2 separate regions of the Homo sapiens genome follow, and region 2 is linked to region 1. Evidence: chromatin contacts called from ENCODE Hi-C or POLR2A ChIA-PET data. All regions are on one chromosome and are shown on one strand. The core of a region is the stretch at or near the end of the contact, and the rest is flanking DNA. Distances in the headings are between cores, read along the strand shown. Region 1 overlaps CPNE5 (copine 5). Region 2 overlaps PPIL1 (peptidylprolyl isomerase like 1).

Evidence for each region. A loop is a pair of places that touch in the nucleus more often than their neighbours do. ChIA-PET counts read pairs that join two places held with the same protein, here RNA polymerase II (POLR2A). Pooled maps may share reads with other maps.
Region 2: a loop to region 1 is called in a map with no recorded cell type, with 2.1 times the contacts of the local background. The contact joins two enhancer-like sites. A Hi-C loop is called at or near these places in 10 of 168 maps with a recorded cell type or tissue (CD14-positive monocyte, Calu3, GM12878 and 7 more), 8 of 37 single-sample maps with no recorded cell type and 15 of 50 pooled maps. POLR2A ChIA-PET finds 5 or more read pairs at or near these places in 7 of 52 experiments (AG04449, H1, K562 and 4 more).

Annotation. Positions count from the first base shown.
Region 1 is chr6:36,790,293-36,796,895 of GRCh38, forward strand. CPNE5 (copine 5) reads right to left here. Exons shown (of 21, transcript NM_020939.2): 7 at 4,298-4,357; 8 at 1,741-1,804. Among named protein-coding and RNA genes, the nearest start is that of CPNE5, 46 kb to the right of the region's middle. RefSeq lists enhancers at 3,165-3,831, 3,832-4,496. Within about 2 kb of position 3,728, at least 4 of the 41 ENCODE cell types and tissues checked have a DNase peak (open chromatin) inside an H3K27ac peak, as active enhancers do.
Region 2 is chr6:36,850,895-36,857,497 of GRCh38, forward strand. PPIL1 (peptidylprolyl isomerase like 1) reads right to left here. Exons shown (of 4, transcript NM_016059.5): 3 at 5,692-5,760; 4 at 3,935-5,139. The coding sequence ends at 4,919. Among named protein-coding and RNA genes, the nearest start is that of CPNE5, 15 kb to the left of the region's middle. Within about 2 kb of position 2,582, at least 17 of the 41 ENCODE cell types and tissues checked have a DNase peak (open chromatin) inside an H3K27ac peak, as active enhancers do.

The DNA of each region.
Region 1 (6,603 bases), core at 2,478-4,977:
ATGACTCAATTAATGTTCTCTAACACTGTTATACCTCTATACCAGCAGCTCTCAAAGTATGGACCAGGAACCCCGAGGGATCCGTGGGGTCAAAACTATTTACATAATAATGCTAAGATGAAGAGTTTTCCAGAGGTTATCTGACAGGGATTTCACAACAGATTGACTACAGAAGCAGCTATGAGAATCCAGATGTCTTCCATTAAGTCAGACGTTAAAGAGATTTGCAAAAATGTAAAACAAGGCCACTCTTCTCATTAAATGATTATTGGGAGTTATTGTTGTTTTTCAAAATATGTCTTATTTTATTTATTTATTTTTTGAGATGGAGTCTCGCTCTGTCGCCCAGGCTGGAGTGCAGAGGAGCCGAGATTCCAATCTCAGCTCACTGCAGCCTCTGCCTGCCGGGCCCAACTAATTTTTTGTGTTTTTAGTAGAGACGGGGTTTCACCATGCTGGCCAGGCTGGTCTCAAACTCCTGACCTCGTGATCCGCCCGCCTCGGCCTCCCAAAGTGCTGGGATTACAGGCGTGAGCCACCGTGCCCGGCCCCAAAAAAAATGCGTTATTTATGTTGACCCATAATGGGTTCAACTATTGTTATTTTTAAAGGAATTAAATTATTTTTAAAGGAATTAATACATACATTAAAATTCTGTTTAAATTTCTAGTAGGGTAAATATTGATTGATAGCTGATCCGTAGCACTGACCTCCCAGGAAGGTAGGAAAATCTTGTTTCTCCTGGTCATCCCTCCCAGCTCCATGGGAAGCTGTGTTCCCAGGGTAGCCCAGGCTTTGTTTACACTTGCACCCTGCCTCTCCCTGCATCTGTCCCAGCCTCCTCTTCTCTCCAAGCCCCACCACTTTCCCACTTTTATAGCCACTCTTAGGTTAGATGGTGGTGCTTTTGGGGCTGAGCCCGGATCTTAGAATCAAGCTGACCTGGAGTAGAGTCATGGCTCTGCTGTTTGTCATCCTTGAGCAGGTGACTTTGCCTCTCTGAGCCTCAATTTCCTCATCCATAGAATGGGAGTAACATTTTAGTACCTGCCTCTTAGGATGATTGTCAAGAGCAGCGATAACTTATGTAAAGTGCCTATTACTTGACAAATACTGACCATCACCATTATGATACTTTATCATTATTATTAATTATGAGGTCCCCTGAGCCCCTTCTTTGTGTGCTCAGCTGTCCCCATCTCCTGCTCCCCCACAGTCCTACAGTAAAAGCAAGACCAAGGGCTGCCTGGGACTGCAGACTTCTTCCCAACACATGCGTACGCACAGACACACTCCATCCGCCCCATGCAGGGTGTCACCCTACTCCAGAGCTGAAAGTGAAAAATGACAGCTAAATGTCAAGCACCCAGGCTTCCTTCAAGACTGAAAAGGTCTTTGCTGCCACAGTGTTGGTGCCAAGGCAGTCTCGGCTCAAGGACACGTGAGTGGTGGCTGTGATGGGGAGGGGAGGGAGCCCTGGCATGGGAGCTAGGGGACGGGGCTCAGCTGGGCTCTGCTGCTGACTGTGGGTGAGCTCCTTCTCCTCTCCGGGCCTCAGTCTGCTCAGCTATAAAAAGGGAAAACACCCACTAGCTCTGATGTTGCAAAATTCTATGACAGCCAGGTCAGCATCAGGAGCCCTGTCTACCCTCGGTTCCCTCCAGGGGCTCAGGGAGGCCAGCCTGCACTCCATCACCCCCACCCCAACCACGTCCTGTGCTGGAGTCCTCTGCCACTCACCCTACAGTTGCTGAGCTCCTCAGCGGACAGGATGATGGTGCCACATTTCTTTCCTGGGACACCACTGGGAGAGGAGAAGATGAAAGAATGGAAAGCCAGACAAAGACAGAGCCATAAACCTGACACTCCCTCAATCAGCCCCCTGCCCATCCTCCCCCGCCCCCTACCATCCAGCAGATCACCCCAAAGCCCCTGAGAAGACAGAGTCTCCTGAGATCCTTGTGGCAGTGTGGCCTAGTGCACTGCTTCCTGGGACCGGGTCCCCGAGCCTGGAGCTGCCCCACCCCCTGCTCCCCGAGAGCCCACCAGGAAGGGTAGTGCCTGCAGTGAAAGTCCTAGAATTGGAAAAGCATCCAGACTCACCCGGAGGCTTCCAGACCAGTGGTTCTCAAACTTTCCATCCAAAGACCACTTCTGTGGGCAAAAGACCTCATGGGCTAGCCACCCCACCTCACACCCAGCTGACCCCCAGCGTCCCGGGACAGTCCAGCTCTGAGCCACTCTGATGTGTCACGGGAGGGAGGAAGGCAGGAGGGCTGGTGGGCCCTCGCTGGCAGCTTGCCCAGGCTCCTTCCCATGGCTACCTCCCCTTAAATGCCTTGGCTGGGGTCTCCCTGGGAGTGAGAGATCCCAGCCGACTGTGCAGCTCCCCAGTGAAGTGGGCAACCAGATCAAGGTCCGTGAAGTCGGTCCACCCCAGCACATCCCTCCAGGAGGGCAAGTTCTTCGGCTGGGGCTCCACTCAGGGGAACTGAACCACCTCTTCCCCTGGTTAGATAGGACCCCCTCCTTCAGGCACCATCCCAGCCCACTCTAATGTTTGGGACTAAGCCAGAGGTGGGGGAGTCCCAGTGTAGTCAGGGGCCACTGGGAGGGAGAGGAAAATGTCGGCTTGTCCAGCAGCTCTGTGACTTTGGGCTCATTCCTGTACCTCTCTGAGCCTCAGTTTTCTCCCCTATATAATGAGCGTGACTGTATATACCACACAGTGCTTGGCACAGAGAAGGCCCGCAGTGAGCAGCATCCCCCTCCCTGCACCCTTTACTTCACAATTGTGCAACGCTGGTAAAATCCAGCCTCACACCTCAGGCCAGCCACAGGGCCACCAGCATGCTGTCTGTGGAACACACTTTGAGAACCACTGATGGAGCTCTTCCCAGCACCAGCTATTGGAGGGAGAGGCTCTCAAACAGAGGAGGCAGGGGAGGAAGGGAAGCCGGCCCTGGAGGGCTGGCAGGACAGCCCAGATCTCTCCAAATCAGGTGAGCAGAGCGGGGGCCACATCTGGGGCATCCCCTGCCACGGACAGGGGACAGTGCCTGCCAGGTTGTCCCCCTAGACTTGGGCAGCTGAGCTGAGTGCCTCAAAGCCCCTCCCCACCCGCTGGTCTGGTCCTCCATGGTAGTAAAGACATGATTTGTTTGCCCAGGGAGATAGAATCCTCCACGCCAGCCTCCTCCGCCCCATGTTTCTCCATCTGTTCCTCTCTTTGCCTCTGAGTCCTTCTTCTATTTCCGATCCTTCTTTCCCTCCTCTCCAGCCCCAACCTGCTCCCACCTTCTTGGCCTTCCTTTCTCTCTCTCCCTCCCTCCCTGTCTTTGTATCTCTGTCTGACTCCTGCTGCCTCCCCAGTTGCTGCTTCTCTACTCTCCAGGTGAATTAGCATCCATGCTCTCCCTGGGCTGTGAGCATCCCCGGGCCCGCCGGAGGCCCCTTCCCCACCTGCAGCTGGTCCAGTGGCATATCCAGCTGCTGCAACCTCAATTCCTGAGAGCTCTCAGGGAAGGCCAGGGGAGCTCTGCTTACCCCAACAAAATGCCCTTCTGCAGAGGCCCCTCCAGGCAGAGGTTCCCTGCCCTGCACACCCCCACCTCCAGCCCCAGTGGGCGAGTGGGCGTGAGAAAGAAGCCAGGGTGGGAACTCCCCAACCGGGAAAGAAGGGGAGGGAAGGAGGGGGAGGCTCTGCGTTGGCCACATTTGCATGAGGCCAGCCGAAGCCAGATGGTCAGGGTGGTGGAGTGAGGCTGGCCCACCGCAGCTGGCGAGCAAACGAGCAAACGTGAAAAGTGGGGATTCAGCTGGATCTACTCTGTGGTGAGGAGGAGGCGGACATCCAGCAGCCAAAACAAGGGAGGGGAACAGGGGGGAAAGGATAAAGACAGGGGAGGAAAGAGGGGGAGAGAAGGGTGGGGATTGGGGGCCTAGAGAAGCCAGGCCAGGGAGAGAGGAAGGGAACAGAGAGTGCCCAGCCCCGCTATTCATAGACAACATCCCCCACCTGTAAGCCCCACCCTCTCCCTGAAGTCCCAGGAGCCACTGGGGCTTGAGATGCCCAAGCTCTAGCTTGGATGGGGGAGGGGCCCACTGCCGAGTGGGGGCCTCTGTTCAGGGCCCAAAGAGCCTGGGTGCCTAAGGAGGAACCCAGGACTCTCTGTCCCCGGATCAGGGCCAAATTCGCAGTGATGGGAGCAGGGACGAGGCCCAGACTCTGAGGCCCCCTTTGCAGAGCTGGCTGAATGTCTAAGGACTCCAGGGCCAGAGATGTCTGGCAACGTACCCGTTGGACACAGCTGGCATGGGTTTGCCCGTCCTGGAATTCAGGCTGAATGCGCCTATCCTGTGGAGAGAGAGGGGGAGAGAGAGCATGCCATGAGCTGAGTACCCCCACCCAGACAGGCCAGCGCACTTGGCATCCAGATGCTTGGAGACAAGCGGCTGCTCTGGAAGTCATTAAAACAGGATCAAAGCCACAGGCCAGAGCAAGTGGAGTCCTTCTTCTGGGCAAATTCCTCTCCTTCAGTGGTTCTCAAGGTGGGATGCCCAGACCAGCAGCACCAGCATGTCCTGGGAATGTTATTAATAGGAATGTAAATTCCCAGGCCGAGCCCATACCCACAGGATCAGGAACTCTGCGGGGTGGAGCCCAGCAATCTTTGGTGACACTGGTACCTGCTGCAGCTTGGGAACCCCTGTTCTCCCTTTCCAGACTCCGCATCCAGACTGCAAGATGGGGAGACTGCTGGAAGAATCACATGAGATCATGATATGGGCTGAACTGTATCCCCCAAAATTCATGTATTGAAATCTTAATCTCCAGGTCCTCAGAATGTGACTATATTTGGAAATAGAGTCTTTTTTATTTTTTTATTTTCATTTTTATTTTTGAAACAGAGTCTCGCTCTGTCACCCAGGCTGGAGTGCAGTGGCGTGATCTCGGCTCACCGCAACCTCCACCTACCAGGTTCAAGTGATTATCCTGCCTCAGCCTCCCAGGTAGCTGGGACTACAGGCACGCACCACCATGCCCGGCTAATTTTTGTATTTTTAGTAGAGACGAGGTTTCACCATGTTGGCCAGGATGGTCTCGAACTCCTGACCTCAGGTGATCTGCCCACCTTGGCCTCCCAAAGTGATTGGATTACAGGCGTGAGCCACCATGCCCAGCCTGGAGATAGGGTCTTTAAGGAGGTAATTAAGGTAAAATGAGGTCATGGCAGTGGACCCTAATCCAATGGCTGGTGTCCTCATATGAAGAGGTGACTAGGACACAGAGGTGCACAGAGAGATGACAATCTGAAGACACAGAGATGAAAAAGAAGACAGCCATCCTCAGAAGACATGAACTCTGTTGACATCTTGATCTCCGACGTCTAGCCGCCAGAATTGTGAGAAAATCAATTTTTCTTATTTAAGCCACTCAGTTTGTGGTATTTGCCACAATGGTCCCAGCGAACTAACACAGATTTCACAAGCAAAACACTGACCCTCATGCCTGGCCCAAAATAGATGCCCAGTAAACAGGAGCTGTTCACAGGGTTTAGTCAGGAAGACAACTAAACTAAGATATGTGAAATCTTCGATGGGGTAAAAGGTCCACCTCCTCCTCCAACATTGCCGTCAACCTCTGTATTTTATTTTATTTTATTTTATTTTTGAGATGGAATCTCGTTCTGTCACCCAGGCTAGAGTGCAGTGGTGTAATCTCAGCTCACTGCAACCTCCGCCTCCTGGGTTCAAGCGATTCTCCTGCCTCAGCCTCCCTAGTAGCTGGGACTACAGGCATGTGCCACCACGCCAGGCTAATTTTTGTATTTTTAGTAGAGACAAGGTTTCTCCATGTTGGTCAGGCTGGTCTCAAACTCCCGACCTCAGGTGATCCACCCGCCTCGGCCTCCCACAGTGCTGGGATTACAGGCATGAGCTACTGAGCCCTGCCAACCTCTATATTTTAGAACTTGCTTGTCCTTTAAGGCTCAGTTTCAAAAGCCATCTCCATAGGAAGTCTCCCTCAATACTCCCCCACCCCCAGAGGGTGTTTCCTGTCACCAACGGTGGACCAGGTGAGATCAGGAAGGAAACAGACCCAAATGACTAGTGGCTTTGGACCCAGGCAGCTGGGAGTTGGGAAGCACAGACACCCTCCCTCATAGGGCATCTCCATCCTGGCAACCCAGGTAAAGCCACGGGTGGGGGTGCTGCTGGAAAGAGCAGATGCTAATGGGTATGCTACACTCAGCACATGGTTAACACTGAAGTGGGCACAGGGGCAGATGTTCCTAGAGAAAGAATATAAAATTACGAATGAAAACTGTTAGAAATAAGTCCTAAGAGGGAGGGGCCTAGCAAATATGAATGTGAATTTTGTATGCTTTTTTGCAAGAGGCCCTCAAATTCTATAAGCTATAGAGACCCCCAAAACAGGGGTTTTCCCCCATTCTCAATAAATGATAGCTATTTTCACTGTTTTCTAGGAACCCAGAGATGAGACCTTTTGGGGGCCAAGGAAACATTTCCGGGGGCCCTGAAGTTATCATGAGTTACTGGGGGTCACGGGCAAGGATCTGGAAGAGAGACCACACACAC
Region 2 (6,603 bases), core at 1,332-3,831, 59 kb after region 1:
TTTTAAAATATTTGCTGGTGGTGGATGTATAAGAGGAGCTCCAAAATTACTTGTTGAATGAATGAATTCAACTGTAAAGCAGAATATTAAACAGCCAAGAGGGAACTAGCCCTTTAGAAGGTACGCTACAGAACCAGGACCTGGTCACAGGACTCAGCCAACCTTACCATGCACGGAGGGCTCCTCCATCTAGTCCCGTAGACAAAAAAGAAGGCCGGCCAGCCCGTGTCAACGGAGCACGTTTACAGGCTCATTCTGTGCCAGGTGGACATCTCAACTCTACCCTCTCACAATCTGAGCAGTTGCTGGCTTTCCACAACCAAGAAATAGCAGGCAAGTCTTAGTAACTCATGAAAGGTTTCTGCAGGCTTCTGCCTTTGAAAAAGCTGCAAGGCTAAACTGTATTCACAGCGGCCTCTAGTGGCAAATTTCCAAAATAGCATGCTAAATGGAAACTTGGCAGCTGGAGGAATCTTCTCAGAATGACCTAGATTCCCAAACTGGGGGCTAGTTCAAATCTTCCCTTAATGAATGAGCGCTCCAAGTTCCAGAAGTAAAGTGATTCATCAAAGGTCACAAAAAGGCCTCACATCCCTCAGTCCATAAACCTTGCCCACAACTGGCCATCTGTGGTTTCAGATGCAATTAAGGATCTTGAGTTATCCATTTGGAAAAACAATCGGGAACCCAATTCCCAAATCAGGCCAAGCCAACCTTAGAGTGAGACCCTAACATGTTTTCTTCCCACTTTGCTTCTCTCTCATCTGTAAGAGTGTTGCTGGAAGATCCCCTATCTTGGTATTTACCTAAAAAGTAGTAACTCACTCTTTAGGCAACAGGACTCTGAGACCACAAAGTGCTTCTTTGTAAGCGGTAAACTCCACCGCTTTAACGTGCTTTTCAATGCTTCCTCCTCCACATGTTGCAAGAATATGGTGCCAAAAGGGGCCCCAGTGATGGCTCTGACTGGCTTGAGGATCTGGGGGCAGCAATCGTGTTTGTGTGGGGAAAGCTATTTTGACATATTCTGGAGACACAATCCAAAAATACATCAGGCTGAGGACTTCCAGAGAGCTCAGTGGAAAGGCTTGGCTGCCATACCAGCTGAAGCCTGGGTTTGGAGAGTTGGGGTACAGCAATTTCTACAAGAGGATCTCAATCTTTTTCTGATGGAGAACATTTTATTTGATACATTCAGCAATAACCTCAAATTACTACACAAGGTGCTGGGAAGACTTACAGAGGGGAGTAAGACAAGGTCCTTGTTCTCAGAGGTTAGCCCAGTGGGAGGGAGAAGCTGTGAGGTGAGAGGCTGAGACAGGTCAGGCTGTGTATATGTCGAGATGAAGAGGTAGGACAGGTGTGTGGTGGCTTCAAGGGCCACTGGTAGTAACAACAACTAGCATTTTGGGGGTGTTTTCTAAATGCCAGTTCCTGTTCTAAATACCTGTTCTAGCTCATTTAATCTTCACAATAGCCCTTGAAGTTTGGCCCATTATTCTCATTTTATAGTGGAAGAAACTAAAGCACAGAGAAATTAAGAAACTTAAGTTCATGCTGCTGCTAAGTGGTGGAGCTGGGATCTGAACCCCGACAGTCAGGTTCCAGAGCTCTTTCCCCCAATGTCATCTTTGTTGATGCTCTTTTCCCTGCATTTTCTGTGATGTCTACTGATCACCCAATCTCACCCACCCTGGTGTCCACACAAGGTATCTCAGTGCCACATACCAGGGTCTGAAGTCCATGTTGTACTGCTGTGGGAACAGAACACTTTCATAAAGCTCAATCCCAGTAGCCAAAGCCAGCAGCTTATGTTAAAGCTCATCGTGTGCTTTGAATCTCTTCACTCTTCCAAGACCACCAGGATGAGGTGGAGAGCTCTGCTCCAGGAGGCATAAGATTGGTTCATGGTCCTGACTGCCCTTGCTCTTAGGGAAACCCCCCCTCCCCAGTTTCATGTTGGACAAATGTGACCTCTAGGACCTCACTACTCAAAGGGTGGTGTCTGGACCGGCAGTCACCATCTCCTGGGAGCTGGCGAGAACTGCAGACTCTCTGGCTGAGTGCTGAGTCAGAAGCTGCTTCCTAACAGGCTCCCTCAGTGATTCCTGCATGTAGTCATGTGAGAAGCCCTGGGCTAGGGCCCTTGGGCCATATTCTTTATAGTCTGTGTGCCAAGCTTCTCTTATCCATCATCCCAGGGGCACCTGTTTGAAAGCCTTTTCCACTGGTGTATCTACTTCCAACTTTAAGCCTTCTCCAAATGTCTAGAATCTCTTTCCCTTCCCCCACGAGAAGCAGCAGAGAGCTGTCTCTCTCCTGTGCCTTGATGAGCCCCCCATGGTCCTCCACACCTATCTTCAATAATCCCCATCCAAGTTTTAAACTTATCCTTGTTTTCTCCTGATAAGCCAGGAGAAAGCTCACCACCCTCACCGTGATGAGATGTAACAAAAATGAACTATCTCTAGTACACCCCACTTTTATGAGACCTGTCTCAATGGTACTAATCCTGACAGGATGTAGACACTCATATGACCAAAGAATTAAGCAGGATTCCTTTTAGATGAGCTTCCCTTATAAGGAAACGGGAACTTCTACAACTCTGGCTAACTGGCAGAACCACAAATTGTGAAACAATTCAAGCTTCACTCTCTGAGGTCATATCCTCTATGAAAACTGGTATGTGCCCACGTGACTGCCTTAGCATGGATTTGGTGTCCCTTTCCAAAAACAAGGAACTGTGCCTGTGTGGCTCTCCTCCCAAGGCATGCAGAACCTTCTTTGCTTCAGAGTAGCCATGATACGTTTCCACCACGCCTGTGCCTTGGATGAAAGTGGAGATTTTCAGGATTACGATTCTGGGAGGTTAGTGAACAGGTGCTATTCCTTGCTCTCAGAGGCAGATCCAATTATGTCCACCCAGTTCAGGCTGAAAGAAATACATTTCTATTTTTTCCAGAGTGTAGAACACTACTTTGCATACAAAAACCATCTCTGGGAAGTTACAAAGTCATTTATATGGTTTGTTGTTGGGTTTTGCTTTTTTGCTATTGAGAGAAAAGAGAAAGGTAGAGAAAGAGGTTGAAGGTAGGGAAGGCTTGGGGAACAGAACCTTGTTTGGCCATTCCATAAAGTAAATCACCATTTCCAAAATTGATAGAGTAGTAAGAAACATTAAAGTTATAATCCCCTCTTCAAGGAGCTACCAGCTTAAGGAACCAAACACCACAACATATACTGCCTCTGGTCCCATAATAATGTGCAGGTGGGCTCTCTGCAAATTCCAGGGATGGTGCAGGTCTCTTAGCACATACACCTGGTTCACTTACAGGTAATCCCCCCAACATGGTTTGGCTCTGTGTCCCCACCCAAATCTCATCTCGAATTGTAATCCTCTGTGTCGAGGGAGGGATCTGGTGGGAGGTGACTGATCATGGGGCATTTTCCCCCTGCATGCTGTTCTCACGATAGTGAGGGAGATCTCATGAGATCTGATGGTTTAAATATGGTGGTTTCCCCCGTGCTCGCTCTCTCTCCTGCCACCTTGTAAAGAAGGTGCTTGCTTCTCCTTTGCCTTCCACCATTATTGTAAGTTTCCTGAGGTCTCCCTAGCCATGTGGAACTGTGAGTCAATTAAACCTCTCTTGTTTATAAATTACCTAGTCTCAGGTAGTGTCTTTATAGCAATGTGAAAACAGATGAATACACCTCTTATTCAGAAATGTCAATTTCTGTCACTTAATTCTTTCTCTGGTTCTGCCCTTTTAAAGTTAGAATTGCTCTTAAAGAGGGAGAAGTCTACTGGAGATCCACAAGCCTAAAATGATGTGAAATCTTGAACATTCAATCTCTGTACTACTACTTAAGATGACTGGGATTAAAATGACCATTGGAACCTCATACAATATTTAGAATCAGACCACAGCAGCAATTTCAACCATCAATGGCATTTTATTGTGGAAGTTTCTATGTATTACATAGGTATTAACTTCCTTCCTCTCCTGCTCCTCCCCACAAAATCCAGAAAGTTATTTTTATACATAAACAACTGAACATATAAAAATCTTGGACCTAATTTCTCTAAAGTCTTGGGTTAAAAGAACTTGAGTGGCGCTTCTCCTTTCTGAGAGTACTACTTCTCAAGGAGGATTCATGGTCTGTCCTTTGCTCACTACAGATTTCTCCTCTTCTCTGGGAAAAAATGGTCAATGCTTCTGCTTCCTTTTAATAAACTAATTTCTTGATTATTATACATTATTATTATTCCCCACTTGACACCTTCTTAGAAACTTGATTGTTGGATGTGTTTTTCATTTGGCAAAAATTCAATGTGGCTTTGCGTGGGATGTCTGAAGTGTCAGAAACAGCACTGTTGATGTTCTGGTTTTGAGAGGGAAAATATATATAGAGATGCATACATTCCCTAGAAGAACAAATGTAAAAGACTGAAATAGGGCGTGCACAGAGTTAAGAGGGCTGACAGACACTACTTGGTTTGGAATTCTGTGGCTGTCAGCCATCAAGGACTGCTGTGTAGGCCAGAATATAAATCTCCTTAGGAAGAAGTTTGGTTAGGCAAAACCACTGAGAAATGACAGTGGCTGCTACATTGTTCGACGTATATCAGAGCAGACATGCACAAGAAGCAGCATTATGGTTCATGTGTAGTAAGTAGTCACCTATTGATAAACAGGGGCATTTGTGCAAATGCTCTGGCAACCTAGGCACTGGGGGAAGAGAAAAGAAGCATCCTATTAAAATGTACTTCCATCTCTAACTCACCCAAGATGCCAGGCCTCCTAAGCTTCATGACTTGCAAAGCCAAAATGAATTTAGCATTACATGTCATTCTATGTCATCTAGAAGCTGGTTCACTGGGGCCATCTCAGAAGAGCTGCTCAAGAGGGTAGCAAGTCTACCCAGAAGGGTATGCCTTAATGATCTTCACGTCGTCCACAGGGCGGTCCTGGGAGTTTGTTTCTACCATTCCCACGCGATTCACCATTCCTATGCCCTGACACACTCGGCCAAAAATGGTGTGTTTGCCGTCAAGCCACTGGGTGGGGGCGAGGGTCACAAAGAACTGGCTGCCATTGGTATCTGGCCCCGCATTGGCCATTGCGAGAATTCCAGCCCCTGGTGGGAAAAAGGAAGAAAGGAAAGAGTATAAATAACCCCACAGGTCCAGTGTAGAGCTGCTGCCCCATCCTAGGGATGAAAAAGCAGCCAGGACTTTGTTCTGGCCTCTGTCCAGACCCAGACAACCCCTCAGGGCAGTCTCTCTGCCCTGTACAAAGGCCATCACTACACTATTCTGGCGACTTCATCTTCCTTGTCCTCACCTATTCCCCAGCCTTGACCCCTGATGCTCCTCACTAACTGTGGACCATGTTCCTGACTGCCCTCAAAAACCCAGCAAGGTTTCCTGTTTCTTTGAGGACACTTTTGATATCCTGTGACCTTTAACAAGTAGTTAGAGTCTAGAACACACCGACCAGTGCTCTGAATTGCTCAGAACTTTGTGAGAGGCGCTGCTTTCTCTAATCCACCAGGGCACTTCATGGCGCCATGGCTGGGCAGCTATCTGGCACCATGCCACGGTGTCAGGCATTCACCTTGAATCATGGCCAAAAGAGTGAGCTTTTAAAATCCCCGTTCCTACCCAGTCCAGCCAAATTATACACTTACCCGTGAATTTCAAGTCTGGATGAAGTTCATCTTCAAACTGTTTGCCATAGATAGATGCACCACCTCGACCTGCCCGATTGGAAGATGACACATGAATCAGCCAGTCACACATTCTATCTCACAGCAAGAATGATGGCCCAGGGTCAAAGGATTTCTCAGAGTAGAGGAAAGGAAAAGGCAGTGACACCTACCCCACTGCTAGGTATATTGCAACTACAGAATCTAGCACTAATAGCACATTCAAATCATTGGTTTCATTCCGATAAGACTTTCCTTTTCAAAATAACGCTATTTTTTCCTGCACATTAAAATAATACATGTTCACTATCAAAAAGGTAGAAAACATAGAACATTATCAAAAGAACATTAAAATCCTCTGTAACCTGACCATCTAGAGATAACCACCATTCATAATCTGATGTGTTAAGAGGTTTCTTGATTTTTAACCTTTTTTTGAGTATTTTAGACATGAGTGCCCCAAGTCCTATCCCTGTGCCCATCACAGACATTGCCAATCAATCAGTATTCTTCCCTGCTGAGCTAGATTTGCCTCTGAATGTTATCAACCCAGAACTCAGGCAGCCGTTATTAATTAATCAGTAATAGCCCCAGAGTTGAAACCTATTTGCCACCCTTAACCTAGGTGATGGAAAATAAAATTCATTTAAGTTAAAGCTATCCAGCTGAAGGAGAAATAGCTGGTAAGTGGCAATGTGGCAGAAAGGGACATTACGGTCGGCAGAGTCCACTGAGAGGTGAGGCAGTACATCATTAAGAGAAAACAGGGCCAGGTGTGGTGGCTCACATCTAAAATCTCAGCACTTTGGGAAGCTGAGGCAGGAGGACTGCTGGAGGCCAGGAGTTTGAGCTGGGCCACAGAGCGAGACCCTGACTCCATAAATTTTTTTTTTT